Regions from separate parts of the Mus musculus genome. Here region 1 is linked to region 2. The links are chromatin loops, found by intact Hi-C in ENCODE. Cell type or tissue: left cerebral cortex. All regions are shown on one strand. Links, peaks and the distances in the headings refer to the core of each region. The heading gives the core; the rest is flanking DNA. Region 1 overlaps Akr1cl (aldo-keto reductase family 1, member C-like). Region 2 holds the start of Fzd5 (frizzled class receptor 5).

The links. Peaks named below come from ENCODE experiments on the same cell type or tissue, not always from the same donor. Only the 100,000 strongest peaks of a DNase experiment are listed, where the experiment ranks them.
Region 1: it touches region 2 in a loop (2.6-fold over the local background); 2 of 42 quality-filtered maps call a loop at or near these places.

The regions. Positions count from the first base shown.
Region 1 is chr1:65,002,315-65,017,652 of GRCm38, forward strand. Akr1cl (aldo-keto reductase family 1, member C-like) reads right to left here. Exons shown (of 10, transcript NM_027582.4): 7 at 14,351-14,460; 8 at 13,753-13,918; 9 at 12,363-12,445; 10 at 10,764-10,995. The coding sequence ends at 10,953. Among named protein-coding and RNA genes, the nearest start is that of Gm24788, 8.5 kb to the left of the region's middle. In left cerebral cortex, for the core only: a CTCF peak has its summit at 8,043 (motif pointing left); a DNase peak (open chromatin) is centred at 8,047.
Region 2 is chr1:64,728,427-64,743,764 of GRCm38, forward strand. Fzd5 (frizzled class receptor 5) reads right to left here and starts at 9,324. Exons shown (of 2, transcript NM_022721.3): 1 at 8,707-9,324; 2 at 2,132-8,427. The coding sequence starts at 8,174. The coding sequence ends at 6,417. In left cerebral cortex, for the core only: a CTCF peak has its summit at 9,159 (motif pointing right); DNase peaks (open chromatin) are centred at 8,298 and 9,409; H3K4me3 peaks cover 2,500 bases.

The sequences.
Region 1 (15,338 bases), core at 6,759-9,258, 270 kb after region 2:
ACAGCCAGGGCTACACAGAGTAACCTGTAAAAACCAAGGGGGGAAAAGGCAGAAAAAGGAGAGAGAGAGAGAGAGAGAGAGAGAGAGAGAGAGAGAGAAAGAAGAAGGAGGAGGAGGAGGAGGAGGAGGAGGAGGAGGAGAAGGAGAAGGAGGAGAAGGAGAAGGAGGAGATACATAATTTTGTGTTTAATTATGATGGTAGAAAATCTGAGTACGGTGGCTCATGTCTATAGTTCCAGCCCTTGAGGGGTGGAGGAAGGAAAATCAGAAGTTCAAGACCATCCTTAGCAGTACAGTAGCTCACAGTTAGTCCAAGGTACACAAGACCTCGTCTCAAACCAAAATAGTAGTAAATATACAGTGAACAAAGTCTTTCCTTGGAAGCTAGTTATGACACATCCTCAGAGTTGACAACTGCAGACAGAACAATAAAATAGCAATCACCGCCACGTTCACCAAATGCTGGTCTAGACCAGACATTGTTCCAAGCACTTTTTATATATTAACTCTTTGTCTCACAGTCCTATGACATAAGAGCTATTATTCTGTCTACTCAACAGAGGGTGGGGCAATGAAGACACAATTTAAACACCTTGTGAAAGTTCATACGGTAAGTGGAAAATTCACACACAGGCAGGCTGGTGCCTGAATCCAGACTCTTAACTTTTACACTGTCATAGGTTTCCAAGTCCCCTAAGTTGGGTGGATGCCAGCTGCTATTCTCTGTATTTTCCAAGGATATCTTCCACTTGCTGTCTTTGCATCTCAGCAGCCCACTTGAGGTCAGTTCCTGCCTGCACTTCTGCTGAGGAGCATTTTGTTGAGAGCCACGAGGGACACTGTCAATACAAGTCCATTGGAATCTTTTAGACTGAGGCCAATAGTCTTCTCTTGCCTGAACTCCCTTTGTGGAGGTACACTAGCGAATCTGACAAATTTGGTAGAAGGCAATTGGCACCAAATTGCCTATGATGGATGCATAAGAGGGCAAGAAGAAACGCTCATTCAGCGGATACAATGTGTGCCTAAGGACTGCCAAGGCTCAAACGGAAGGAATCTGTTGCATTGAGTAGCCCATGTAGCTAGAAAGAGGAATCAACTCTTAAGTGGAGTCCCTGATTTTTGTGCTTCTCCCCACGTTCATCTTCTGTCTGGGCTGTGGTTTTGTTACTTGCTAATGTGACGTTACTGCTTTACTTAAACTGGAGGCCGTAGTTCTTTGCTGTATTCAGAACAGAAGCGTGTGTACGCATCTGCTTCAAGTGATGGCTCTAGCTTTTTTGTTTAGCTTCATTTTCTCCTAACCCTTACCTTATAGCCTATGTTCCTGTGGTGGTTTGAATAGGTTTGTCTCCCCACAGACTCATGTTTGAATGTTGGGACTGTATAAAGTGGCACTGTTAGGAGGTATGGCTTTGCTGGAGTAGGTGTGGTCTTGGAGGAAGTGTGTCACTGTGGGTGGGCTGTGGGCTTGCTTTGAGGTCTCCTATGCTCAAGCTACACCCAGTGAGGAACACAGCCCCCTTCTGCTGCTTGTGGATCAAGATGTAGAATTCTTAGCTCTTTCTCCAGCACCCTGTTTACCTGGATGTTGGCATGCTTCCCACCATGACAATAATGGACTAAACCTCTGAAACTGTATGCTAGCTAAATTGTTTTTCTTTATAAGCATTGCCTTGGCCATGGTGTCTCTTCACAGCAATAAAACCCTAACTAAGACAGCTCCACTGATAATGTGGCTCCTGATGACCCCTGAGCATAACAGCATGATGCACTTTTGCTCCTTTGTTAGGATCTCATAACCTCCTTTATGTACACACCCACCCACCCACACATCCATCCATCCATCCATCCACCCATCCATCCATCCATCCATCCATCCATCCACTCTATTCATCCACCCATTAAAGCACCATTGAGCACCTTCTCTGGATTCAGCTCTGCTCCAAGTCCATGAATATACCATAAACCAAAACTATACATAACTCCTAACAGAAATTCCAATAGCACGGTCTAGTCCAAGTCTGCAGACCTGATGACCTGGGAGACTGCTGGCGTGAGTCCTGGAGTCTGAAGGCCAGAGAACCTGGAGTTTTTTGTTTTTGTTTTTTTGTTTTTTATGTCTCAGGATAGGAGATGAGTCTCCATATCGATAGGGTGTGTACTTGAGAGGGAGAAGGAGAGGGCGAACTTTCATCTATCCTACAACAGTCTCTCCAGGCATCCTGTGGCTTTGACAGTGCCTGTCCACACTGGGAAGAGCAATCTTCTGACTCTGTCCACTAACTCAGATGCCAGTCTCTTTGGGTAGTACTGAGAGATCCACTGAGAAATTGGGAAAACTTCAATTTCCCAGGAAGCCAACTGGGCTCCTCAGAGAAAGTCACTGACAATGGGTCTTTAATCAGTGATTACCCTGAAGGAGGGAGGATAGCTCCGGAGCTGAGCCAGCTCCAGGGACACTCGGCTGGAGGAGATAAGGAGGCTAGAGCCGAGCTGGTCTCTGAAATCATTCAAGGTCTCACCAAATATAATGCAACTGACATAGTAAGCAATCAAAATTGTACTAATGTCACTGCTTTGCTCCTACCAATCACGTTAGAGGTTACCTAGCCCTTCTAGAAAATTCTCATAGGTTTGCATAAAAGGGGACCAGAGAACCCTTCAGGTCATTGCCATTTTGATGAACAGTTGACCTCTGCATGCTGGCAATTTCTGCAAAATAAATGATCTTTTGCATACTATTTGAGTCTGGGGTCTTCTTTCAGCAACTCTTGGACCCTAACAGTACCCTTACAGACATACCCAGAAATGATGCTTTGTCGGCTATCTGGTACTTCAAATAATGATGATAGCCTCTTCTTGAACGGGGTCTGTTTCTGCAAGTGATGCTAACATGGGAGAGCATAAGTGGGAAGGTAGTGGCCTTCAGAAAACAGCTCCAGGTTATCTTATTGAGCCTGGTGTAGGCTTCAATTTTTCCAAAGACCTACTTTTTTTTTTAAGTTTTATTTATGTATGTATGTATGTATGTATGTATGTATGTATGTATGTATTTCAGACACACCAGAAGAGGGCATCAGATCCCATTACAGATGATTGTGAGCCACCATATGGTAGTTGGGATTTGAACTCAGGAAAAATGGAAGAGCAATCAGTGCTCTTAACCGCTGAGCCATCTCTCCAGCCCCTAAAAACCTACTTTTAATATGGGTTCTTAAATGCTTTAACTTCCCTTTTAGCCCATTGCCCACTAGAGGTAGTGGAAAAGAAAGATTATTAGGATACAGGGGAAATAGATCTGTTTAGATATTGTTCTTTGGAGCAAATCCAATCTGTGTTGTCAGGAAATCGGCAGTTCAGTTCCCAGAAGACAGCAGCAGTAGCAAACATTTCATGAATACACCAGCAGTCCAGGTCAGTAGTGTCAGGAGAGCAAACACAAATCAGCAGCGGTGGCATGACCTAGCAGGAACAGCCAGACCTCCGCCAAATCGGCCGAGTCAGCAGGAGCAATTACAACAGGAGACTTCGCTGTGCCTCTCTCAATGAAGTGAAGATCAGCTAAGACATGAAACCATTGATGTGTTGCAAAGCTAGCTATGCAAGCCAGCTTCCACCAGTGTCCATTGAGTCCTGTTTATACTCCCTTCAAACATCACGTGTCCTCCACAGGTCTTGCCTTGTTACGTGTATTGCCTTAGCATGTGGGTCTGTCTTAGCAAAATTCCATGTGAGTCTGTTTCAGCTGGTATCATTCTGCCAATCAGCCTGAGTCTGAGGAATTGGCAAGAAGCCGTTAGAACACCCCAGAGGTTTTTTGGTGCATTTCTCTCTATGGAGTCACAACAAACGGAGCTCAGCAGTTCATTGTAAGGTGAAACAATACATGATGTGCTGTTAGCAAAGAATCCTTCATCACTCATCCTTTCACGTGCTTGCTTTAGCAAGATATCCTTTCACCTGTATGCACTTCAGGAAAACACTCCTTCATGTGTTTGCCCCAGCAAAACACCATCTGACACAACTGACTCGCCAAAAAAACCCTAAGTTTCCACTTCACAGGACCTCTGGAAGAGCAGTCAGTGCACTTACCTGCTGAGCCATCTCTCCAGCCCTAGGTTTCTATTTTAAGCACTCACCTTTGTCTTTGGTTTTAATTTTACATTAAGTGATTGAAAATGCCATCAAAATTTCACTCTTGTTCAAAATGTAAACTAGAAAACTTTTGAAGTTGAAAATGTATTTTCAGCCGGGCGTGGTGTTGTGCGCCTTTAATTCCAGCACTCGGAAGGCAGAGGCAGGCAGATTTCTGAGTTCGAGGCCAGCCTGGTCTACAAAGTGAGTTCCAGGACAGCCAGGGCTATACAGAGAAACTCTATCTTGAAAAACAAAAACAAAAACAACAACAACAACAACAACAACAAAAAACAACAAAAAGAAAGAAAGAGAGAGAGAGAGAGAAAGAGAGAGAAATGTATTTTCAAGACTTTAACCGTTAAAAAAAAAATCTGGAGAGCTGGCTCAACAAGTAAAGAAAGATCCCTGCTGTCAAGACTGACGGCCAGAACTGGATCCCTGAGACCCACACGGTAGAGGAAGGGAACTGATTCCTGAAGCTGGTTCTCATGTGTGCTGCGTCCTGTTCAGGTGGGTACACATACGTAAGCACACATGAAAATAGTAAATAAAAATGTAATTTTAAAAACTGGAGCGTTGGGTCAGTGGTTAACAGCATGCATAGCTGGGCACTTGAGCCCAGTTCCCAGCTCCTCAGGTTAGGTTCCTCCCAACAGCCTGTGTCTCCAGTCTTGGCGGGATCTAATCCCTGCCCGTGGACACCTCATGTACACACACCCCTATCCAGACTCATACACACAGACATAATTAAAAATTAAAAAAAATATTATTAAAGATTTATTTATTATATATACAGAGTTCTGTCTGCATGTATGTCTGCAGGCCAAAAGAGGGCACCAGATCTCATTAAAGATGGTTGTGAGCCACTATGCGGTTGCTGGGAATTGAACTGGGGACCTCTGAAAGAGCAGTCAGTGCTCTTAAACTCGGAACCATCTTTCCAGTTCCTAAAAAATATTTTTAAAGCAATAAAAATTTTAAAAGAAAGACTTGAACAGACATGCAAGAAAATAAGAGATTCATTTAAAACAAAACAAAACAAAACAAAACTAGCACACAGTTTTAGGGAAAAGAGCTGCTGAATTTGGTGTCCTGTACATCTGTTATGACAAAAATCTCTGACATAAACCACTCAAGGGAGGGAGGCTCAGTTGAGTCCATGAACTGAGATGTTACAATCTTTTGTGGTGGGAAAAGCCGGTGGAGGAGTAGGCTGCCCACCCAGGGGCAGACAGGAAGCAGAGAGAGAACAGAGATCAACCCAAAACAATAAGAAGCCCATCCCCCACCCCAGAAACTCACCTCCTCCAGGTAGGTCCCCCTTTTATAAAGCCCCAGATAGTCTCCAATAGCATCACCTCCTGGTGGTCAACTCTCCAATAGTGAGCCATCTGGGGACCACTTTATTCCCAGATCATATCAAGCCTTCATTGTCAGTTTGGTTCCCAGGAAGAAAGTTCAATAACTTTGTTCGTATTATGATGGGAACAAAAACTGCAGAATTGAGTTCTTTAAAAAGTGAGAAAGTGGTTATTTGTAGTGCATTGACACTAAAGAAAAGTTCAATTCTGATCTATGAAATGGAGAATACTACACTGACTGGCTAATAATACAATACACAAGAAACTTCAGAAGCTGTAAGAGCCTACAAGGAGTACTTTGTTTCCAAGGTCTGTGCTACACCGTAAACATACATAGTAACTGTGACTAGCCACCCTACACTCCATTTCCTGAGACTGTGAGGCAGGAATTAGAGCCAGCTGCCTCCTTTTTAATGGGACAAGTGCCGCTGCCCTTGGCTTAACTCTCTGCAAATGCTCCCAGGCTCCCTGGTCTAGCTTGGTCCCTTCCTCCTCTTTACCAGTTCTTTGTCCATAAGGAGGCACGGTCCAAGTGTACCAAGATGGCTAGAAGCCTTCCACGGGTCCTCATTATCTGGAAGTTCTTGGCATTCGGTTCTACGTTCCTAGTGTCCCGTCTGCTTGTTGCCTCCACTCGCCCCTTTATGCTGACAGCCACATTGCCCACTGTGGACCACACTCTCCCTTGTGTTGCCATGGTGCCAGCATCAATGTCCTTCTGTTCTATTGTTATATTCTCATGCATATTTTATGAAACATCTCAAAAGTTATCTTATAGCGAAATAGAAAATCTCCCTCCCAGAATTCATACCTAATCAAGGGGAGCCCACATGTTTCCTGCCCTGTGTCTCCACAACGCTTCACAGTAACCGCAGTTAGTTGTGGTCTCACTAAATCCATCATGCATCCAACAGAACTCAAACACCAGGTCAATGCAGATGACAGAAATTTATTGTCATCAAGCCTTTACTAATCGATAAGGGCCGCAGAACAGCTGGACTATCATCTGGAAGGGATACAGCATATTTAAAGAATAAGACCACAGAGCAATGGGGGAATAGGGTGGGTTATAGCATTGCCTGGTTGTATTTTGACATGAGGGGCTGAGCGAGGGAGTTTCCATTAATCAGGATGGAAGTTGGTCCCTGGGACTGGGAATATGAACTTGTTTGACCCTGCCAGCAAGGTGGAGACATTGTCCTTGAGATGTCTGGACGCAGACAACTGTTTCCTTATAACAGAAGCTGTGCAGCCTATTGGGGAGTCCCCAGCTGCCCTAGGGCCTGAGAGCTTAAGTTCAGTTTGTCCGTTAAATGGAGTCTGAAAACAAAATGGTAGTACTGAGGATAAGTCTCTCTTGCTTGTTCTCAACACATTTGATATCAGTTATGGATCAGACTCCCTGGCTAGACTCTGAGGAAAGGCCCCACGTAGCTCTTCTTGACATTTCCAGAGCCCTGATGTGATGCGATACAAACTCACATGGTGTTTTGCTGAGGTAAGACCTGTGGGAGGACATGTGATGTTTGCAGAGAGTATCAACAGGATTCACCAGACAGTAACAGCGGGCTCGCAGTTAGCCTTGTAACACTTTGTTGGTCTCACGTCTTTGCTGACTTTCACTTCTTTGAGAGAAGCATGGCAGGGAACGTCTTCTGGTGTCCCAGCTGGTCCTGGTCACTCCCACTGACATGTGCTGATTTGGTAGAGAGAGGCCTGGCTGTTTCTGCTAGGCGATGCCACTGCCGCTGATTCATGTTTGGCATCCTGATACTACCAAACTGGAATGCTGGTTCCCTGATCACAGAGATTGGAATGGCCCCAAAGAACAACTTCTAAACAGGTCCACACACCCTTATTCTATTTACCATCCTTTCTCTCCTACGTTTGGATGGTGGACTAGAAGCGGGGGTTGAAGCGTTTGAGAACCCTTATTAAAAGTAGGTTTTTGAGAAATCTGAGCGTGCAGAACCCAATAACACAAAAGGCACAAGTAATATCACTACCCAATCAAAGACTGGTTAAAAAGCTCTCATATATAAATGTAACTTATTCTGCGGTCCCGCTGTCACATTAACCTGGGCACTTCCCCAGACATGAGGAATTTGTTCCATTGTTCCTGCCCACAAAACTGGGGCATCTAGCTCTCTGATTGGAGGCATTATTGTTAACTATTTTTATAATATATCTTTACTATGGTTCATTTAAATGTGATGGAAATATGTGTCCTCCCAACCCAGGCCTCAGCTTTCCTTGATCTATATTCATTTCCCAGGTATACCAATTGCCAAAACAGGTGCTGACCCCCCACATGGTGGGCTGTATTAATCAGGATGTTAATCTCTATGCAGCAGAGCTGTGACATTTACAAAACAGTCACTGATTTTTTTCTCACGTAAACTCCAAATTACCAAGACATATCTGGAAAGTTTAGACATCTCCAGACCGTGCCCTGTGAGAAGCGGAGTGAGCATGAATCATAAGGTCACCAAACTTACTTGTTTCCCTCTAGTGGGAAAGCAGCGTTGATGCTTGCCTATAGTGGGAGGTTTCTAGCGCCACCTAGTGGTTTTCTCGTGCTTCCTACAATGGTGCTGTTTCAGGGAACTGTGTTCATGTAATAAACCTTCTAAAACAAACAAAGAAACAAACGAAAAACAACAACAACAACAACAACAACAACAACAACAACAACAACAAAAGTAGCCAGGCGGTGGTGGCGCACACCTTTAATCCCAGCACTTGGGAGGCAGAGGCAGGCGGATTTCTGAGTTCGAGGCCAGCCTGGTCTACAAAGTGATTTCCAGGACAGCCAGGGCTATTCAGAGAAACCCTGTCTCCGAGACAAAAAACAAGACAAAACCAAAACCAAAACCAACCCTTCTAATGTTCTCAGACATTCTGATTTATGGGAAGGCTTTGGGTTCTTTAACCTCACAAAGGCTTGTTTGCTGTGGGCATGACAAATAGATCCAAAGGCAACTTAAACTCCCTGGTGTCAGGTATTCATGTCCACTCAGATAAGTCCCCTGAACCGAGAATGGTCACGACCAGTGAAAAAAGATTCCATTATATTTTTGTAAATTTTCTGTTATTCATTAATGTTTTGTATACGTCTGATGTAAATCATATCCTATTAAAGACAAGACTACTAGATTATAAAATGTATTGTATGAAAGTATATATTACTTTATGTACATTTTTATTTCAGTATGCAATTTTCCTTACTACAGCGGTAGAAAGCATGTTCTTCCACTTGTTCAAATCTTAGTATTTGTCTTCAATATCTTATTATTTTCTCTGTAGTCAATGTTAAATTTACTCATAGGTATTTTGAGTTAGTATCAAAATGAAAGTTTTGATAATATTCCAACTGTAGGTGCTTTGCCTCAAAGTCTGTGTGTTTGTGTTGTATCTAAGTTAGCTACAAAGATCTCTGATGCATTCTAAGATTTTTTTTTTTTTTTTTACTCAGATCTCTTGAGTACAAGTAAAATGTAAAAATATACAAAGTCCAATCTTTTGGGTAAAATGACTGAATATCATTCATAAAGTCTACAAATACCATGACTGGAAAAATTTGGCAGGTAGTAGGGATACAAGGGAGCCTGTTTTGAAAAATACCAAGTTCCAGGTGTCCCTTACATAGAAGCAAGGCTGTGGAGTATTATCTGGGAAAGCTGTGCTATGGATACTGACTTAGGGTTTCTCAGTCCATAGATGGTGCTTAAACCCATGAATACATCTGCGGTCATCAGGAGAGATAGTAAATTTAAAAGCTAACCCAAGATTCAAGGGCAGGTGAAAGTAATGCCTCCTCTCACTTAAGGAAGGGATTCTTCAGGTACATGGATGTGATGTGGGATGAGCAGGTTGGGTAGTTATGTGTCTCCTGAGGGTGGTGGCTTCAGAAAGCCTCTGGTACAGTGGTTCTCCACCTTCCTAGCACTGTGACCCTTAGATACAGTTCCTCATGGCGTAGAGATCTTCAACCACAACATTATGTCATTGCTAATTCACTACTGTTGATTTGCTATGAATCTTAATGTAAATATGATAGACAGCATATCTGGTATGTGACCTCAAAGGGCTGAGAACCAATGCTCTGGGACATGACAAAACTTGCCAAAAGAAGGGCATGATTAAAAGTACCTATGTCCACGGCTGGTGAGCTGGCTCAGTGGTCAAGAGCATTGACTGCTCTTCCAGAGGTCCTGAGTTCAAGTCCCAACAACCACATGATGGCTTATAACCATCTGTAATGAGATCCGATGCTCTCTTCTGGTGTGTCTGAAGACAGCTACAGTGTACTCATACACATAAAATAACTTAAAAAAAAAACAAGTACCCATGTCCTTAACAACCCTTGTTGTTGACTACTGCTCACGGCACTGTCTTGTGCTTTGCAAGATGAAATGAAGGTTTAGAGCCTCAAAACTCGCTGATAAACTTTATCCTCCTGAATTTATTCAAAATGATTGTGCGCTTTTGTAAACGAGACTGCAAAAGGCTAATGGCTTTTGAAAGTGTCCTGTTACATCTATTTGCTGTTTTCAAACGGTTTAAGTTTGAAGACTTTGTCTTAAATGCATTATTTACCATTTAAATAGTGCATCACGAATAATGAATTTGAGATTATTTTGTGTTTTACATGTATACTTGTGTCATTTTTGAGATATTTGAAAGAGAGCTGGCAAGGTGGCTCAGCTGGGAAAAGAGCTTGTCACACAAGCCGGACTTCAGTCCCGGGATACATGGTGGAAGGAGAGACCCCCTCCGCTGGGTTGTCCTCTCGCTGCCATTCATGTCCCCACAATCACACTCATCACACACAATAATAATGATAATCAATAAAAATATTTGAAATGATAATGCATATCAAATTCAAGTTTATTTCTAAAATTAAGCAAGTTGGATACAGCGTAAGTATTTAGCAGTTTTTCACCTGTCAGTGAATTTGGTTTTCAGCCTCTTGATTAATTCCTAGCAGTACTGGCACGAATCCCTTTATTTACGTAGACTTTAGGTTCAACCCTCAACTCTGGCTCTTGGGAGGAATGTTCTCTTTTGTCTATATGGTAAACCTATCAACATATGCATGCATCTCAAGCAGAGGACTGTTCAAGTCCCCTTTCAACTCCACACCCCCAACCGCTAATCCTTGCAAGATGGCTGCTCACTCCCTTCCCTGTCAACACTCAAATTCTAGTTTACTTCAGTGACTCAGATGGAAACAGACCATACAAATAAAAGACATGGTGGTTACATGTACCTCATAGACCAAAACTTTATTGTCTTCAAAGTATCACAAAACACCATGGCCACCCCTCTCCATCCAGTTCAGTGTGGGTTGACGGTGATGTCGACGTCGACCAGAGGTGATGCTGATCAACATCCACAGCATCTCCCACATTGCTCCCTCTGAGCGATGTCACAACAAAGGCTTCCGCGTTAATATTCATCCAAAAATGGATAATTGGGGTGAGCAGAAATACTGAAACGGTAGTGCGGGCTCAGATTGTAGAAGGAATGACTCTCCTGATCATTACCACAATAGAATGTTTCTATTTACTGGCTATATAATCTGTCTTATTGCCACAAAATGGCTGCATAGTAAACATTTTGTTAGTCATAACAAAATTTCACTTTTGTTCCCCTGCTTGGAAGGTAACGGAACTTGGGCATTCAAATGTACAAACGTACTCTCTTCCATTAACTGCATCACCAGTTTGCTGAAGCAGTAGCCCATCCCTTCTTACTCCAAGCACTCAGTGCAAACAGAATCTGATTGTGACTGTGTACAACATTTCTACAGATATGTGTGTGCAGACCAGTGGTTCAACATTTCTACAGATATGTGTGTGCAGACCAGTGGTTCTCAGCCTTCCCAAGGCTTCGACCCTCTAATAGAGTTCTTCCCTAACCATAAAATTATTTTGTTGTTACTTCATAACTATAATTTTGCTACTGTTATGAGTCATAATGTAAATATCTGATATGGAGGATATCTGATATGCAACCATGTGAAAGGGTCATTTGACCCCCAAAGGGGGTGTGACACACAAGTTGAGAACTGGTGATGTATTATATATATATGTAAGTATACATGTATATATGTAAGTATACATGTATATATATGTATGTATGTAAGTACAATTTAGTACTGGTAATCCCAAATTTATAATTCATTAAGCTTTAACTCACCGTCCATCTCATAAAACACTATATTTAATTTAGAAAAAAAAAGGACAGAATTATGGGATATACTTTCACGTCAAAGAAACTCATTGCATAGTTTTTAGGACTCCACACTTCAAAAACAACTCAAATATAAAGTGATAAAAATTTTTTTAAAATTTTGGACCCTTCTAAACAGGCTACAGTAAAATCCACGCTACATATCTACCATATAGTTGTCAAATATAGTGGTTTACATGTTGGTATGAAGTCAGCAATATTAGCTGATATGAAGTCTGTGGTATAATAATAAATACAGAAGCCCATGTGTGGTAATCCATGTTAACCCTGGTTGCAGGCACCCTGTTAATGTAACAGGTCTCTGTGAAGGATTTGGGACCAGAGTTTCCAAAAGCTCCCATCTCACACTTACCCCAATACCCGGTATTAAGGAACTCTTTTTTTTTTTTTTTTTTTGAGACAGAGTTTCTCTGTATAGCCCTGGCTGTCCTGGAACTCACTATGTAGACCAGGCTATCCTTGAACTCAGAAATCTGCCTGCCTCTGCTTCCCAAGTGCTGGCAACTTGTGTCACCACTGCCCGGCTTAAGGCAACTCTTAACAATCATATTAAATTCACCATCAGAAAATGAATTGAGTGATGTATTTTCCAAGGTTACTTACATACGAGCAGTAGCATATCGGTAGTTTCTGTTCAGCCTATCTATAACTGCCATGTCCTCTGCTGGCAAGTGGAACTCAAAGACCTGTAACATAAGGAGACAGATCTTAGTATGACCACATATTTGCTGATCTGAAAAGCACAAGCTAATCAGACTGAAAGGTGTGGGACAACAGCTTCCATAAGATAAAAACAAGAAAAAAGATTCAAAATTATTAATGGAATGCTTCCCAGCCTTTGGGCTAAGATCAAATAAAACTATTAATGAATTCTAAATGAATGTTGAATGCAAATGTATTAGTATGTGTACTATATCGAAATCACAATACTCCAGGCAAAAATCAGAACTCAAAAGAGGCTGGAGAAGAAACAAGTCTGTCATATGCAAAGATCATAGGACAAATTTCATGCAAGGTCTAGAGGAATCTAATGACCACTTTTTAAACATATATGAGATAGCAATCATTTTCATGGATACCCTTGGCTGTGTATATCCAACCAATGAGTGATCAGAACGTGAAAATTCCCTTTCTTATGTCATCAGAAATCTCTCAAGTGTCAATGATAATTTGTTTAGAGGATTCAGGAGCTGCCTCAAAAAGAATGTCTCCATTTAAATGTGTAACACTTTAAGGATTAAAATGATTTTCTCATTACTAAGCCATCAAAACGAGTTTTGCCAGCATTGGGTGGCATCTGTCTTCCCATTGCTTGAGGTTTACCTGATCTGTATTTACAATGGTCCCTAGAGAATGAAAACAACAACAGGTGGCAGTTTTAAGCCTAGACAGGAAAAGTTTCCAGTCCTACACTGAGTGTGGAGCACACCTGGTCATCCCAGCTCTCAGGGGGCAGAAGACAGTGAGTCTGAGGTTAGCCTGGATTGCATAGAGAGACTCCAGAGGGAGAAACTGGGGATAAAAGCATCAATTTATTTATTTCATTTTATATTAAACTTGTATATTGAAATTGGCTGACTGGACAACTGTTATAGGCAACAGTATTTTCTTACTTGAAAATAAAGATAATCAATATACAGAGTGGGTCAGCATTTGAATATTCTTTGTGAGCATCAAGGACATACAACATGACTTTTTGATGTGGGTTGAAAATCACATGGTCCAGTTCCTTCATTTCAGGGATTGAATGACAGGTCTTGGCTTGCATAAGGCTTCAGAGCACATGGCTAACTTAAAGCTGAAACCCGGCCAATCTTAATCCTTTACAGACAGGAATCCAGAATGCTGTTGTAGAAAGGAAAATGCTCATGGGTGCACATGAAGCACACATGCCCAGGGAATGCCAGGGACAGACACTCAACTGGGAGCTCACACAGAGGCTTTCGAAAGAGAGACACTGCAGGAGCCCCGATGCCCACAGCCTGCTCTTTACCTTCAGGTTCTCCTTGATCCGCTTCTCATTGAAACTCTTGGTGACAATGACAATCCCACGCTGCAGCAGATACCGGAGGGAAATTAGGGCCGGAGTTTGCTTGTGCTTTTCCGCCATGGCACACAGAGTTGGGTCTTCCAAGAGATATGGGGCATTCTCCTCTATCCTGAAGGGAAAAGGAAGATTGACTGCTTGAGGTCAAGATTTGATGTGATAGGAGGATTATAGAACAAATGGATGTGTTCACTCTAGACCCAGGACTCTTAAATATGACCCATCTGGAATATTTTCAGATGTCGATTTCCCCTCCTTTTTGAGCTTGTTGACTTCATTAAAAACAAAAAAACTCAGAATTGTAAAACTGAAATTATTTTTATACGTGCCTTATGTATGATTTAGTTACAATCTTTTTTTGTTTGGTTTGGTTTGGTTTGGTTTTTTTGAGACAAGGCTTCACTGTGTAGCCCTGGCTGTCCTGGAACTCACTCTGTAAACCAGGTTGGCCTCCAACTCAGAGATTGCCCTGCCTCTGCTTCCCAAGTGCTGGGACTAAAGGTGTGCACCACCAGGGTCCAGCTTTAGTTACAATCTTTATTACCAGTTCTTACACCGTTGGCTGCCAAGAGCACCATAGGCAACCAGAACGATGTCTTTTGACTTGCAGTAGTCCAGGAGCTTGCTCTGGTTCAGATAAGGGTGACACTCTACCTGTAGGTGGACAAGATAGAGAGGTACCAGATTGTAGAAAACTCCACATGACTATGAAAAAGAAGTGTTCACGAGTAGAAGATGCTGAAATGAAAAGTCTGTACGGATGGAAAAATCTCAACTGCAAACAAGAATCCTCTTTTTAAAAGTAAAAACAGAGATGTCGCTGTGCAGGCAGACTGAAGACACCCAGAGGCCCACCCTCCCTCCTTCTCCCCTCCCCTTCCCCCCACCCCACGCCTGCCCACAGTGTGGCTGGCCCACAGTGCTCGCCAATACAAATGTGGAAGTATGCTGTGGAGAGATGGGAGAGAAAGAGAAATGGAATGGTTTAAGCACTATGAAAAAAGGCAGAACTGGAGAAGTGAGGGTGGAGGGATAGCCTGTCCTGCTGCCTGAGGCCAGAGTGAGGTCCTGGCAGTGCTGCAGCTGAGGGCCATGTCTGAGTCCATGGCCATAGAGCATCAGGGTTTCACATTACCACCAAAGGCCATGTGGGTGTCCCTGGTCTGAGATGCTGCCTGGGACCATATTGATGTCCAAGAACTGGGCAGAACTGGTCTCACCCCTCACAGGTTATAGCATTTGGAAGAATTGGCTTAGCAACTTGCTAGCTACAGCACTCCAGAGAGTGGGGCCTGCACCTCACCTGGGCAGTACAGTAGAGCTGGCCCTGCTGGGTAAGGTGTGGGTGGTCTGGTTTGAGATTATGTGAGCAGGAGAGCTGGCCCTGCTCCTTGACTGCTGTGGCATTTGGTGAGCTAGCTGGGGCAGTGCTGAGGGGCTCACCCTGGTGGTGTTTGTACAGGAGAGCTGGTGAGCTGACTAACTCAGCTACCACGCAGGCCCAGACCTAGGACTTTGAGTTGACCCACCAC
Region 2 (15,338 bases), core at 8,039-10,538:
GGCTCAAAGCCCGGAGAGTCTGTTGCAATAGACTATTCCAGCTTTGTCACCTGTAATCCTTTTGACTAATGCCCAATACAACACACTTCATGCTGGTTACTATATAAAAGCCCTCCACTGATGCCAGGTTCAAAGAAGCGCAGGCTTTCAGGCTGCCTCCATAGCTCACCTGTGCCAGCCCATCCAAGTTCCCCAGAACAGCTGCCTCCAAACTCAATAGTGCTTAGCAATTCCACTACTTGGACTCAGTGCGATCCTTTCCATGTCCCACTATTTCTCAAGATAGGGTCATCAAATCACCTTCCAGCAGCTTGTCCATGAGCAATGTGCTCTCTCTGAATGCAATATGGTATCATGAACTCTGGATCCCAGAACAGTAGTGGGAAATCTGATGAAGTCTAGAGTTCCCGTTGACTTTTTTAGTTGTAAGATGGTTAAGACACACCTTTGATCCCAGCACTCTGGAGGCAGAGGCTGGTGGATCTCTTGAGTTTTGAGGCCATAATTCCAGAACAGGTAGAGCTACAGGCAGCTAGAGACCCTGTCTCAAAAACAAAAACAAAGCAAAACAAGATTATTTGCATTAGGGAAATGGGTAAAGGGAAAACAAGAACTCTTAATTATCCAAGAATTAAAAAAAAAAAAAATGGGGAGAAAATTTCCCAAGTTTAAATACCTTTTTAATTGGGGGGGGGGGGGGCTTTAATCCGGGCACTTGGGAGGCAGGCGAATTTCTGAGTTCTAGGCCAGCCTGGTCTACAAAGTGAGTTCCAGGACAGCCAGGACTAAACAGAGAAACAATTTTGGGGGGGGGGGGGGACTTTTTATTAAAAAATCTGAAACCCACTAAAGTCCCAGGGCCAACTAAATCTCAGATCCCTGGAATGCATTTCGCAGGCAGAGCCCCAGCTGGTTCTCATGCAGACTCTGTGAAAGCACTCCTCTATTCCTCCTCACCACACACCAGGGACAGCTGAGGACTCCTGGCTTTCCATTAAAATCCCCTAGATCTAACCATTTAAATATTCTGAACCACCAAATATAAGTACGACTTTTCTCTCCTTTTCACAAATGATAAACTGATTCATTTATTTTATGTGACACAAATGATAAATCTGAAATACTAACAGGTTGAGCTGGGATTCGAGCCAACAGTCAGCCTGTCCGTATCTTCAGTCCATACACTCAGCCATTCTCCTCAGCATGGTTTCCATCTTTACAAACTAAACAACTCTGGTGGAGACATTTAAAGGAGGGGGTCTTATTGCCCATGGTCTGGGGGACCTACTTTTCCTCCAACATATCAGGACCCTCTCTCCAGTGTCTGACTCTCCTTTCTCCACTGGGTGAGAGCTCACGTGAGAACAGAGGGAGACTAGAGGTCCTGTGCGTGGGAATCGTGGTTGCTCTTTCTGATGCTTCTCCCCGGCCCCCACACACATACACTCAAGTCCATTGCAATCATATTGACATTGAGTTAGTCGTTATTATACTTCTTCCCTATACATTTAAAACCTTAAGTCCCCATCTTTCTCTCACATTTTCCCACAATGCCTGAGACTCACTGGAGAACACCAAAATGAGGTACTGGTTACCTTAGGGAGTCACTAGAACTTTGCCAAGTCAGGAGCATACAAGTAGAAGGCAGTAAAGAGTCTGACATCCAAGTTATCCAGGGGTGTCATTCTCAATGGATCCAGGTCCTCTCGCAGCTCCTGGTTTAAAGTTATTTAAGCTCAACACGGTATTTGAAGCCTGAAGGATAAGCTGTGCTGGGAGTTGCTGCCACCCCCCACCCCCCAAACTAGACTCACAGACTAAGCGTCATGCACACATACCCATCAAACAAAGCATACCCGGGACACACCCCTGCTCTTCAATGGAGCTCCCTCCACTTCAAGTGAACAAAGCAAGCCCCACACAGACAGGAGAAACCCAGGAAGCACAGAGGGGGGAATGGTCATATGCAGTTGTTTTTGCAATTAGAGTTTGGTCAATTTTACTGATGAAAATTCAGTTGCTTATACTTTCAGGACATCTGAGACCTGTGGTGACCATGCTGGAGTCTGCATCGCAGTTACTCTTGGAAACCAATGCATTTCTCCGTAACAAGAAAGACTCAACGCCTCCATTACATTTTCTTCACCATTGCTTTAATGCATTTTAAAAAGTTATCTACATTAATTGGGAACAAAGAAACAAAAATAGACATTTCTTTGTTTTTCATAAATAACTAATCTCCATATTTGATAAAAATCTTAAAATCATTATTTTACCTTCCCACAAATATAATACAAAAAAATTTCCAAAATAATAAGGTCAACAAGTTAAGGATCTTGAGACTAACATAAGCACATACAGTTGCTGTTGTACTGACTGACTCCCAGGCACAAAACCAAACCAAACGTCTCTCCAAGACGCTCTGGGTCTCCTTTTGCGAGCGTTATGGGTTCAGGATTATAATCATTTGCCAGTCATAAAATCTATAGATTCAAGCTGATTGTCTACAAATAAAATATTGCTGGCTCTGAGTTCTGAGTACTGGATGTGGCATGCCGGTGGTGATTCTTACTGCACGGGATAGGCACTGTACATGTATGCCAACCATGCACAGCACTGAATGCCCTGGACTCCAACTGCTGACTCGGTATGTGCCTCATTTGGCTCAGTAATAAATTCACCTGCACCAACCCGTATCAAAAGTCACTAAATCTCTCTCTCTCATATATATATATATATAATATATATTACGTATATACACACCCACAAAACATACATACTATACATAGTTTGTAACAACATGAATTAATATTCTTTTAAAATTATGTACCACAGACAGACACTATCCTGGATGAAATCAATCCTGCGATTGTCACCACACTACCAGAAGGCTCTGAGAGTCTGAAGCAGGTTAGCTACATCTTCCCTACCCTTCTTTACTGTCTTGTTAGGTTTCCCTTCTGAGCGCACTCCCCAAGCCAGGCTGTTTCTTTCCCAGGATCACTTGATTGGACTTTGGCGACAAGAAAGGGCAGAGAGAGGCAGCAGACAATTCTTAGCCGCTGTACCTCACACCTGCCTGGATTTGTGATGTGCTCAGTCCTGTTTGCCAGTGTTAGAACGCACTTATTCAAAGCTTTGTCCCTCCTACCCCCCTGGGTCTTTCTGTAGATAGAGCACAAAAGTGAAAGCAGCTTCCTTAGCAGGGGCAGCAGTTCATTAAAATATACAACCGTGCTTCCTAGCTCTGGGGTTCCCAGCCACACTCGCCGGTGCAGGTCACTGATGCTGTTATTAAGGTTCAGTGTATGATCCATGATGTTTTCTCCTGGCAGCCGGTGTCAAGATTAGTGCTGCCCTGGCCCAGGAGGGAACAGCCTAATGAATACCAACTTAGAACCAGTGCCATCCGCACATTATTTAAGCTTGTACATGCGCACAAGTGCACACAAGGCAAGCGTGCGCGCGCGCGCACACACACTGGCCCTGGCCACTGGTAATGATCACAGGAAACTGTGACAAAAAGGATTGCAAGAAGAAACCAATAAGGCACCAAGAAAAAGGATTTTCTTCCAACTCAGACAACTTCAAAATGTGAGGAGGGAAATTATATAAATTTAAAAAACAAAAAGCCTTCCTAATATCTGGCCATCGGAGTCATTGAGGTCCTGCTTCTTTCTTTAAACTACCTAAATCCTCACTCTCTAATCTGTGAAGCATCCCAGGGGTTGAGAGGTGAGTGAGGTGGCCAAAGGCACGCGCCCTGGATCTGAGACCAACCCTAGTCCTCTCAGCTACACAAGGCTGGCGGTGCACAAGTTGCTGAACTCCCCCAAGGCTTTTCATTTCGCTTCTTGTTATCAGTACAGATATGCAAAGTGGAGGAAAACGTGCGGTGGGAAGAGGGTGGGAAGAGGGGGTAGTCATCCGAAGGCAGCTTCCCTCTTCCCTCCCCTAGGGCTGGCTAGAAACTCCTGTTGGCTTCAGGGAAGCAGGTGCGCTTTGTCTCTCTAAGGGTAAGGGAGAGGGGAGCAGAGGACAGAAAACTCCAGGCCTCTGAAGCTCCATCCAAAGGCATTCCCGGCCTCCAGCTCTAGCATTGCGCCCACTTCAACTGCTGTATTGTTCAAAGGGTATTATTAATCATTCTTTTTTTTTACAGCTTTGGCATGTTGCTTAGATGGAAAAAAATAATCATTCTAAAAAAGATGAATTAAATCACTTTCATCCGCTCCACCCCACAACTTTTAGATACACTGTATGTCCAATTCTCGATTTTCTTTGTGAGAGAGGAACAACCCTAACTATGCACAGCAGACTGAGGGGGGGTGGGTGGGGAGGGAGCAGCAGATTCTGGGAAGACCATGCTAAACAAGGCAAGAGGGCAAGGTGATAAGAAAAGAACCTCATTTGAAAAACAGAAGTGGTGCATAGCCAGTGAGTGTGTTGAGGTTCCCGGAAGGAAAAGGGCATCGGAATAAGACCTTCACAGAGTCCTGCATCTAGGTGTACAAGGTCTTGTGGAAGCCACTGAAATTCTAATTCTGACTCCAGTGAGCGAGGGCAGAGTATTTTACAAATGTGAACACCCTCTGACTGCTTACATTCCCAGTGGGAACTACGCTTTTTTCCACTCAGTCCCTGGGGCATAAAGCTGGCTCAGGCTTAACTCTCCCTACCCCCAACCCACCCCCCAGCTGCTGCAAAAGAAAATCGGGATGCCTAGACTCCAGCTGTTTCTCTAGGAAAGCTTGGTGACATTTCAGTGGCTTGGCCATTTTAGATCCCTAAATTCAGTCCCCGCTCTGCCTTGGTCACTGGTACGCCCTGCCATTTCCTTCCCAGTAATGGCCCCACACTCTTAGTGAATGAATAGTTAAATAGATTAGGAAAGCAAACAGACTCTTCTAATAGCAGGGAAACTGGGTAAGGGGGTGTCCATCACTATACAGGCTCTCTCAAAAGGGGGGGGAAAGAAACCTGGTCTCTCCAGCAGTGGCTTTACACTTACAGTAGCCCCCATATTACAAAGCTTAAGTTAGGAGTCTTGTTGGTTTTCAGGCTACTAGGGCATGGTGTAGCTGCTTTGGGGAATATATCTATCTGGCTTTAAACCTTGAGTTCAGGGCCATTTGTTTTCCCCCTGAGCCAAGGTTTGTTCCCAGGTAACTAACCTCCCTCCCCCAGTCTGAGCACTTCATTGGTGGGTGGGTGTGGTTTCTAATCACCACTCTCCACCAGGAGGAATAAGAAAAGCAAGGAGGACTGTTTAACATGATAAAGGAGGTGGGCCGGAGCCGCAGATTCGAAGCAATGGGAATTTACTTTAATTACTGGAAGCATATCCGTTTTTTGTCCTTTAATCTAAAAGAGAGCCCCCTTTAGCAAAGAGTCCTAACTACTTCCAGAAAAAGGGAGTGAATTTATTTTTACTGAAATTTGTAGCCTAATTTTTTATTCTCAAAAGCTCGGGGGTGGGGGGTGGGGGTGGGGCTCTCTGGAGCATCTTAAGAGCCACCCTCTCCAGCAGAAGGCTCACCACCTCACTAGTTCAGAATTCACATTCAGCCAATCCCCATCCCTCAGGCTCCAAGGCAAATGTTTAGGTCCGCTCTATAATGCCTCCTCTAACTTATTCAAGACACGACAAGGGCGGCTGGCTCTATCGGGGATGAGAAAGATGGCAGCTCGGCTGCCAAGAGCCCAACGCTTGCTGAGCAAGGTTAAGGAGGCTCACAAAACTCTAACCTTATCATGTGAGGGATGGTCCTAACCACATCATGGTCTACTTTCACAGAGGACTTGAGGGGGCTAGACACAGAAAGAGCAGATGGCCTCTGGCCTCTAAGTGTCCTGGACATTTTAAGCACTGTAAGAAGAAACTACCTTAAAACACACACACACACACACACACACACACACACTCCACACCTTCCCACTCACAGCAGCCTTTCACTGTTCACATTTATAAAAAAAAAAAAAAAAGACACGTATAGGAAATATATTTTCCTAATTTAGACCACACAGTCCAAAAAAACCTGAACCAACAGTAACCTCATTACAATGCCAATTTGAGGATTATGTAGCCCCCAAAGCAAAGGTAAATTTTGTTGCCAAAATGCAACAAAGTTAAAACTTAAAATACATATAAATTAAAAACAAGGTACTTCTAAAGAAAGCAGTAAGAAATGCAAACTAGAATACACTTAACCCACTGCCCTGCGAGCCGAGCCCCCTGTAGAAGACTGGGGACAGGTAATCTCTTGAAACCGCCCCCTTTTCCTCTCCAAGCCACTCTGGGAGGGGGCATCAGCACCAAGAAGGTAAACGGAAGTGACCTTCACAAAGCTACCAAGCGAAACAACTGCCCCCTTCAACTTCCAGCACTGTCCCTGGGCCTCGGCCTCCAGGCCTTCCTATACGTGCGACAGGGACACTTGCTTGTGGTATGCGGCGGTGGGGCCAGGCGGCCCGGTCCTGCCGGTGAGCGCGGCGCTGGCCTCCGCATAGTCTCCTGCGGCCATAGCGCCACCGCTCTTGTGGCCCCGCCGAGAGCTGCAGCAGCAGCGGCTGGTGAACCGCCGCCAAGACTCCAGAGTCTTGCCGGACCAGATCCAGACTCCCGACGTGATGCCCACCACCAGGCACATGAAGTACTTGAGCATGAGCACCCAGTACTCGGGTTTGGCGCGTGGCTGGCCAGCGTCCGGTCCCGGACACGCGCAGGTGAGGGCTGCCTCCCAGCTCTCCCGGTAGTGCTGCTCATACAGGTAGCAGGCCACCACGATGCTGGCTGGCACCGTGTAGAGCAGGGTGAAGATGCCGATGCGGATCATGAGCTTCTCTAGCTTGTCCGTCTTAGTGCCACCCTGCTTGATGACGCTCCGGATGCGGAAGAGTGACACGAAGCCTGCCAGAAGGAAGAGCGTGCCCACCAACAGGTACAGCACCAGTGGGCCCAAGACAAAGCCTCGTAGTGAGTTCAGGTTTTGGTTGCCCACATAGCAGATGCCAGCCACTGGGTCCCCGTCCACCGAGCTCAGTGCCAGCGCCGTAATGGACTTGACACTGGGGATGAGCCAGGCAGCAAGGTGGAAGTACTGTGCATAACCTGCGATGGCTTCATTGCCCCACTTCATGCCAGCCGCCAAGAACCAGGTGAGCGACAGGATGACCCACCAGATGGAGCTGGCCATGCCAAAGAAATAGACTAAGAGGAAGACAACCGTGCACAGCGCAGGGCCGGTAGTCTCATAGTGAATGTGGCTGTGCTCACGGCTGCAAGCGACGCTGGCATGGCCCACTACCAGGCGCACCAAGAATCCCAGTGACACACACAGGTAGCACGCAGACAAGAAGATGATGGGGCGCTCAGGGTAGCGGAATCGTTCCATGTCAATGAGGAAGGTGGCAACGGTGGTGGACGTGGAGATGAAGCACAGCACAGACCACAGGCCAATCCAGAAGGTGGCGAATGTGCGCTCGTCCGGGCTGAAGGACGGCTGGTAGCAGGGCACCGCGCAGTTGGGCACTTGGCCGGTGCGCACCTTGTTGTAGAGTGGGTGTGACTCCTTCAGGATGGGCACGAAGGGCTCGCGGCACGTGCACACGGATGGGCCTCCCGAGGGGCACTCGCCCCCGGAAGATGGCGCCCCTGGTGGTCCTGGGAGTGTAGGTTTGGCCGGGAAGGACTTAGGGGACGCGGTGGTGGCTTCGCTTCGGTTATAATCCATACACAGAACCTCGGCGTCGCCGCCCAGCACAGGGAGGCGGTCGCAGCTCATGCGCTCGGGCCAGGCGAAGCCGTACTGGCGCATGAGCGGCGAGCAGCCGGCCTTGGCGCGCTCGCACACGGAACGGCACGGTGGTAGCGGCTTGTGGTAGTCAGGCAAACAGATGGGCGTGTACATAGAGCACAGGAAGAAGCGCAGGTCCGGTGAGCAGTGGATCTCCACAAGCGGCCAGAATTGGTGCACCTCCAGGCCTGCTTCGTCCTGCGTGTCATGGTTGAACTGGTTGGGCATGTGCGTCAGGTTGTAGCCGATGCCTCGGCACATGGGCACCGTGATTTCCTGGCACACCGGGGCCTTGGAGGCGGCCGCTGCCCGGCCCACCAGCTGCGCCAGCAACAGCAGCAGAAGAGAGGGAGGCGCAGACGGGTCGGGTCGAGCCATCGTCTCCTTCTTCCCTTTGCCTCCCGCTGCCTGAGAGGGTCTGCGTTGGCCGACGAATCTGCGGCCGGGGCTTCCCTCTCCGGAGTCTTGAGTGTGACGCCCGGGCTGGCAACCTGTTGGTTTCTTTTTCTCTTAAAGAAATCCGTCCAAAGATAAACTGTTTCTGGAAGGCGCTGCCTCCGCCGGCAGCACTCAGTTCCACACCAGATAGGGCTGGAGGGATGATTAGGGCTCCGACTCCAAGGACAGAACTCTTAAAAGAGAAGGTAGGGGAAAAGAAAAATCGCAACCACTCCTCTTAGAGGAGCGCCAACCACTTGGTCTCCGCAAACCAGCTCCAATCTCAAGATTAACTCCTTTCCTCCCCTCCTCCTAGAACCAAACTTCAGACGCCCCCACCCCCTCCACCCCACTGCCCGCGCCCGCCTCTCTTTTCTGGCCCGGCCCTGCAGGCTGTGCCTGGGGCCAGAGAGCTCAGTCCCCGAGATGGGGGCAGAGGAACCGGGTGAACTGGGAAGACGCGGGCTCTCACCTCGGAGGATCCTGCTGGGCGGCAGATGTCTGCGACCAGCCGGGCTCCTCAGTCGCGCGACTCCGAATCGGGCCAGAGCTGGGAAAGTTTAACGACAAGCTAGGTACCTGTGGCGGCGACACATGGCAGCAGGTGGAGGGCGTTTCAGAGAGCAGGGCGCCCCTCGACCATGGGCGGCGCGGGCCGGTCACTCGCCTTCTCTTCCTTCGGGGCCCCCTGCATGATTCGGGCAGAGCAAGGCAGGGGCAGGCCGTGCCTTCCACCGGCGTCCCGGGGCCGGGACGAAGGGCAAGGGCGCCGGGCAGCACTTGAACTGCGCGGAGGGGTGCGGCAGCCGGAGGGGACCCCGCCACCTCACAGCACAGCGAGCAGCCAGCGCTGGTCGGGCGGGGACTGCATAGTCCGCACCCGCCGCCGCGTCCCGCCAGCCGCTCGCCGCCTCCCCTGCAGGGGGCTCCGCGCTCCAGCAGACTCCGGGGGGCGGTGGCGGCGCTCTCGGGACGCGCCCCGCTCGGCTCCTCCCCCGCGCTCTCGCACTCTTTCGCCCACCTCCAGGGAGCTCCGAGCTGTGCGCGACGGCAGAGGACAAGTCGCGGCCGCAGGCTGACTGCCCTCTCCCGCCCCGCCCGGGTCACCTGCCTCTAATGCCCGCCGGGAGGCCCCGCCCCGGGACCGCCCCTCCCGCCCCCTCCCGCCCTGCCCCGAGCTGGGCCGTCCCACGAATCGCTCTCCGGGTCCCCGCCCACCGCCCCGCTGTCCTGGCCTCTCCGCGAGCGCCCCGCGGCCCCGCCCGGAGCGGGCAGCGGAAGAGCGTCGGCCAATAGTGGACCGGGAAGTTACGAGGGCGGGGTCAATGCTAATGAGTCCTCCCAGAGAACCCGGGCGGGAAACCTGGCCCCAAGTCCTTCTGGAGTTCTCTGCGGTGGTTCACCAGGATGGTGCTCACTTTCCTGAGGGCTCTGTTCTCTGAACGCCGGCTTCCAGGGCCTCCACCAGGCCACCTCTCTCCAGCTGAGTGTCCTTATCGAGGTCTGGCGCTTGTTTAAAGGGATGAGAGGTCAATTCGGTTGTGCCACCTGTCCTCTTTCTAAGCTGCCTTGTGCTAGGTGACAGACGTGCTAGTACTTAATGAGCAACCTCGTGTTAGTTAATCGTTTACACCTTGATACGCGATCTGGATACCGTAGGATTCTGAGGCCAGAACACCTCAGAACTTGACCTACACAGCTGAGCTAACAAGACAGCAGAGACGTTGACAAACTTGTGCCCCTCCCTGTGCGAGCTCCTGGCACACAATAGGCGCTCTGACCTGGAATCCCAAACCAGAAGCTGGGCAGCAGAGTTCACAATCTTTACCACTCACCCCTCCCTTAGAAATATCGATATTTCCCAGGCTTTGCCCTTTTATATATAACAAAATCTTGTCCTTGTGACAAGAGAATGAATTTCTTTCCAGTTTTGGAAGTCTCTAGAGACGTTAGTCCTTAGCAGTTGCGGTTTATAATCCCTGGCAGATCCGAATTTGCCCACAGAGAAAAACTCTTGAACTGGAGCAGTGTACAGCTCAGGGTGCTTGGTCCCCCAGGGTTGGCTGCTGTGCACTCTGGCGAGGTTGAGACCGGATAACCGGGGCGTACTGGGGCAGTGGGAACCGTGAAAAGACCTGCTGCGCACAGTCAACGCAGGGACACGCAGTGGCGCTCTCCTGATGGGTTAGTATACTCCAAGTTTTAAATGTCCCACAAATGCCTCTCTTCTACGAGTTCTAATTAGGCTGGGAGACCGAGGTGTTTAGCATGCTTGAAATTCGTTCACACGCTTATGAAGAGGCTTTAAATTGTAGACTGCTCCTTCACTCCTCCTTCCGCTGGGGGAGGGGAGTGGGAGGGATTTGAAGTAGGGGAGGGCATAGGAGTACTTGAAGGACTCTGAACTGGCCTCACTGACTGAGATCTGTTGGGTTGTTATTGTCTTCTGTGCCGTCTGTACGGGCTGAAAAGCCATCTTCAGTTTATCAGCAAGGCGTTGTGGAGGCTAATGAAACTCCGTGTTTAATCTCAGACATCACAGCTAAATGTTTATAATGTATATTGCTTCATTCCCTAGAATTCTACCTCTTTTATTATTCTATCTCCCTAGAATTTAATCTCTTTAGTTCTTAGTAACTGCTTGGCCCTCGGGGTCTAGAAACATCCCGGGCTAAGAATTATTGGAGGGGTGAAAAACTATAGCACACCAGTCAGATAAGGAAGGACCCGTAGTGGAAAGTATGTCCAGCCTGCCGACATGCCAAGGGAGGCTGCTACACTTTATGTGCTGTGTATGTTGCTGCGATGGACAAGTGTTGGCTAATAATAAAAATTATTTGGAAGTTGGAGAATGTAAACTACTCACACTGGAATTCACCCAGGAACCTTGGGTTGTTCCACTTGGTTCTGCCTAGACCATTACTGTCTTACTGCTCTGTCAACCTTCCTTAACAACAAAAATCTGACTTTTGCTTAGAGATCCCAAGTAGTTACAGTAGTAATGGAAGGGAACGTTGGCTGGGTGTGGTGGCTCAGACCTCTAAATCCAACACTCTATAGGGGGACAGCAGGAAGATTCTGAGTTTGAAGACAACCTGGGCTACACTGACAGTCTGTGTTTCAAAACAAAATCCAAAAAAGGTGACAAAGTAAACGTGTATCTTTTTTTGTGTGTGTGTTGTTTTAGTTTTTGCTTTCCCACATATATTACTTAAAGGTTATTTTAAGATATGCTGATTGGGGCTGGAGCTCAGCAGTTAAAGAGCATTGTGTGCTCTTTCAGAGGACCTGGGTTCAGTTCCCAGTACCCACACAGTGGCTCACAACCATCTGTACAATCCCAGGAGAGCTGGTCCTTCCTCTCTTATACCCTTCATGGCTGCCATGCATAGACCTGGTACACATGCATGCATGCAAGCAAAACATTCATACACCTAAAGATAAATCTAAAAACAGAATAGTTTTTTTAAAGTATGCTGAGTACTTAACATACCTCAGGCAGGCTGCTAAATATTTTGCCTCGTTTAATGCTTGGAATAATCATATACAGAAACTGTCACCAGAACAACTCATTGGGTTTATTGGGTGTAACTAGTCCACAAAAAGGGTAGCAGTCGATATTTCTTATACTTCATTATTATTACAGTTAATAACAATGCGGTACAATTGTAAATTACTAAGAGTAGACTTTAAGTGTTCTTATCACAACACACACAAAGATAAGTATGTGGGCTAGAAATGCAACTCATTTAGTTACCTATCGAACACAAAGACCCAGGTTCAATTCCCAATACCACCTAAAACTAGGCATTGTCCTCATGCCTATAATCCCAGGATTTAAGAGGTGGGGCCTGGAAGGTCAGAAGTTCAAAGTCATCCATCATCGACTGCGATCAAGTTGGAGGCCAGCCTGGGTTACAGGAAACTTAAAAAACAAAAACAGAAACAGAAAACAAAAGAAAAAAGACCCATGTGTTACATATGCTAAAATAGTTTGAATTAACCATCCCAGCAGACATAGCTATATCTAAGCAGCAGGATGTAGTCATAAACATATACAATTTGTACTTAATCAATTTAAAGAGTTCTTTCCGGCCTAGAGAGACGGCTCAATCAAAAAGTCCGTTCTCTCAAGCATAAGAACTCCCAACACCCACTAAAAGCTGCAAATGGTGAATGCCAATAATCCCAGCACTGACGATTCCTCGGGCTTGTTGGCCTGCCAGTCCAGTGGTATCAGTGAGCTCCCGTTTCAGTAAGAGACCCTGTCTCACAAAGCAACAGAGGAAGACACTCACCACAGGCTTCCAACCTCCAAGTGAGCTTGCGCACATAAGAATAAACCCACCCACATGAACATGTGCACACAGTAAATACATAGTTTAATTTAAACTTAATTTTTATTGTTTTTGTTTGTTTGTTTGTTTGTTTGTTTTTTGGTTTTTTGAGACAGGGTTTCTCTGTATAGCCCTGGCTGTCCTGAAACTCATTTTATAGACCAGGTTGGCCTCGAACTCAGAAATCTGCCTGCCTCTGCCTCCCGAGTGCTGGGATTAAAGGCTTGTGCCACCACGCCCAGCTTTAAACTTAATTATTAAAATTCCCTTTAAAGTGCAAAATTTTTCTTCTGAGGTTCAATTTATTATACAAACAATTAGAATACTTTTTTTAAAAGTACCAATTGTGTGTGTGCAGCACTGGAGATTGAACCTAGGGTCTTGCACATCCTACGCAAGTTCTCAGTCACTGAGATAGACACTCTATCAGCCCATACAAATATTTCAAATTCAATTTTATTTGTTATTAGTACTGTAGGTATGTATCCTGGTTCGAGTATGCCATGGTGCTGTGTGCCAGTCAGAGCTCTCTTTCTACCCGGGTTCCAGGGTTAAACTCGGGCTAATGGTTTTGCATGCCAAGCTCTTTTGCCTGCTGAGCCATCTCATCAGTCCGAAGATAACATTTTTTATTGGGTTTTTTTGTTTGTTTGTTTGGTTGGTTGGTTGGTTGGGTTTTTGGGGGGTGCTTTTGTTTTTGTTGTGGTGGTTTTTTTGTTTGTTTGTTTGTTTTTTGTTTTTTGTTTTTTTGTTTTGTTTTTTGCCAGAGTTTCACTCTGTAGCCCTGGCTAGCCTGGAACTTTGCTTTGTAGATCAGGCTAGCTTCAAAATCATCTGCCTGAGTGCTGGGATTAACCGGGTACACTACCATGCTCAGCTCCAAAGACAAAACGCTTAAGCACTTAAAACTCTACCAACTGTCATCTATTGCTTTGCTCAGATGTCCCCCCATAAAGCCACTTAACTAAATATCACACTTCTGATAGCTGCTATATTAAAAATATTTTTGCAGACTCAAATTCATAGGAAGCAACTTAGATTACTGTTCAAGATATATTTATTCATTGTTGAAAATTTGGAGAATAATGCTATTTATCTTGTTTTTTTTAAATGTCTGGCATCCTATAGAGTCTAAGTGCTTAAAATATGTTATTTTTCTATTTTATCATGGGGGAATAGTTACAATTCTGTAATCATAGTATCTATGGTTTTTTTTTTTTACAATGCATTATTATTCCCAATGCTATAGGAATAGGTGAACAGGTTGCCTTTATGTACTTTTTATTTACTTTTTAGGCTATGTATTTATTTATTTTTAAGCAGGGTTTTACTATGAAATTTAACTTTGAACTCTGGAGAATCTTCCTGTCTCTATCTCTTGACTGTTGAGGTTACAGACCCAGGCCACCATACCAGGTTCTCTGTACACTATTGAAAATAATGATAACTAAGGTGGGAATGGTGTGCCAAATATACACACTTTGAACAGTCTATTTCATAGCCTTGCAGACTAATGAATGAGTGCCTGCTGAGGGGAACTTACCACATGAGCTTGACCCTACTTCTCAATACAGTATGAGTCCAAAAGTTGGTTTTGCCCTAAGTCACCTCTCGCACTCAGGCAACTTGTTGCCAACACCGGGCCCTTCTTTATGTCTGTAGGAGAGAGTTTGAAGTACTTATCCTAATAGAGTTGGCATCAGAAGTTCATTAAATCTGTAGGGTAAAGGGGTGGGAACCGTGTTTAGTACCCGGAAGAGTCTACGCAGACTTGGGTGACTGACTGTTAACTAGCTTTTTCTAAGGTCCATCCCACCGTCCTATTCCCCCCCCCCCTTTTCTGGGGGTGTTTGTACTCTATTCCTGAGCACAATCCAGCTGTAACCAGTTATCTTTGGCACTTAGAACTAAATTGAATGCCAAAGCAGGGCTCGTCACTTGCCCTGGCCAAAGGGCATACAGCTGGCAACCTCGGTCACCTGTGCGCACAGGTGCGGGCACCAGCAAGCCGTCCACAGCCAGACTGACTCTCACGGGTATTTCCAGACAAGCTTCTCCCGTGTCCACAGCATCTCTGCTCTGGCCTGTCCCCACCTTATCAGCTGCTTTCCGATGAGAGACAGAGACACCAACTAGGGGCAAACTCCGGAGCCATTTTCCTGGGTTGATAGTGAAACTGTCGTTTGCATACACACACACACACACACATCAGTAAATGCACTCACCCCTCCCACACCACACCACAGTGAAGGTTATAAAAAGGTAAAGGCAGCTTTCCTTCCGGCCCTCCGCCCAAGGTTGTGGAGTACTAATCTTTCCCACATTGATCAACAGCTCCGAGCTGCGTGTTACAATCACCCAGGGACCTTTAAGAAACCCCCTCAACCTTGGGCCGGGTGGAATGGGATTTCTGATTGAGGGCCGTAGATACTGTCTTCAGGTTTGTTTTGTTTGCTTGTTTCTGTTGATTTTCAATTCTCCAGGTGACTCTCATTTTTTATTGAGGGCTAAGAACCACTGGGGGGAAAAATACCTTTGTTTCCATCTCAGCTTAGCTACAAAGTGAACCCCACGGGCCTTCTGCAAAAGAGTGTTTTATACACATTGCACTGTATAAATGGAACCGTCAAATCAAAGAATACATGCTACTAGGCTACTTGCATGTGAGTATGCATCGGCTAAGGGGAACACATAACTTAACGGAACAGTGGTCAAAATCAGGACCACAAGTCCAGGAACAACGGGTGAGAATCGAGTGTTCCCAGTG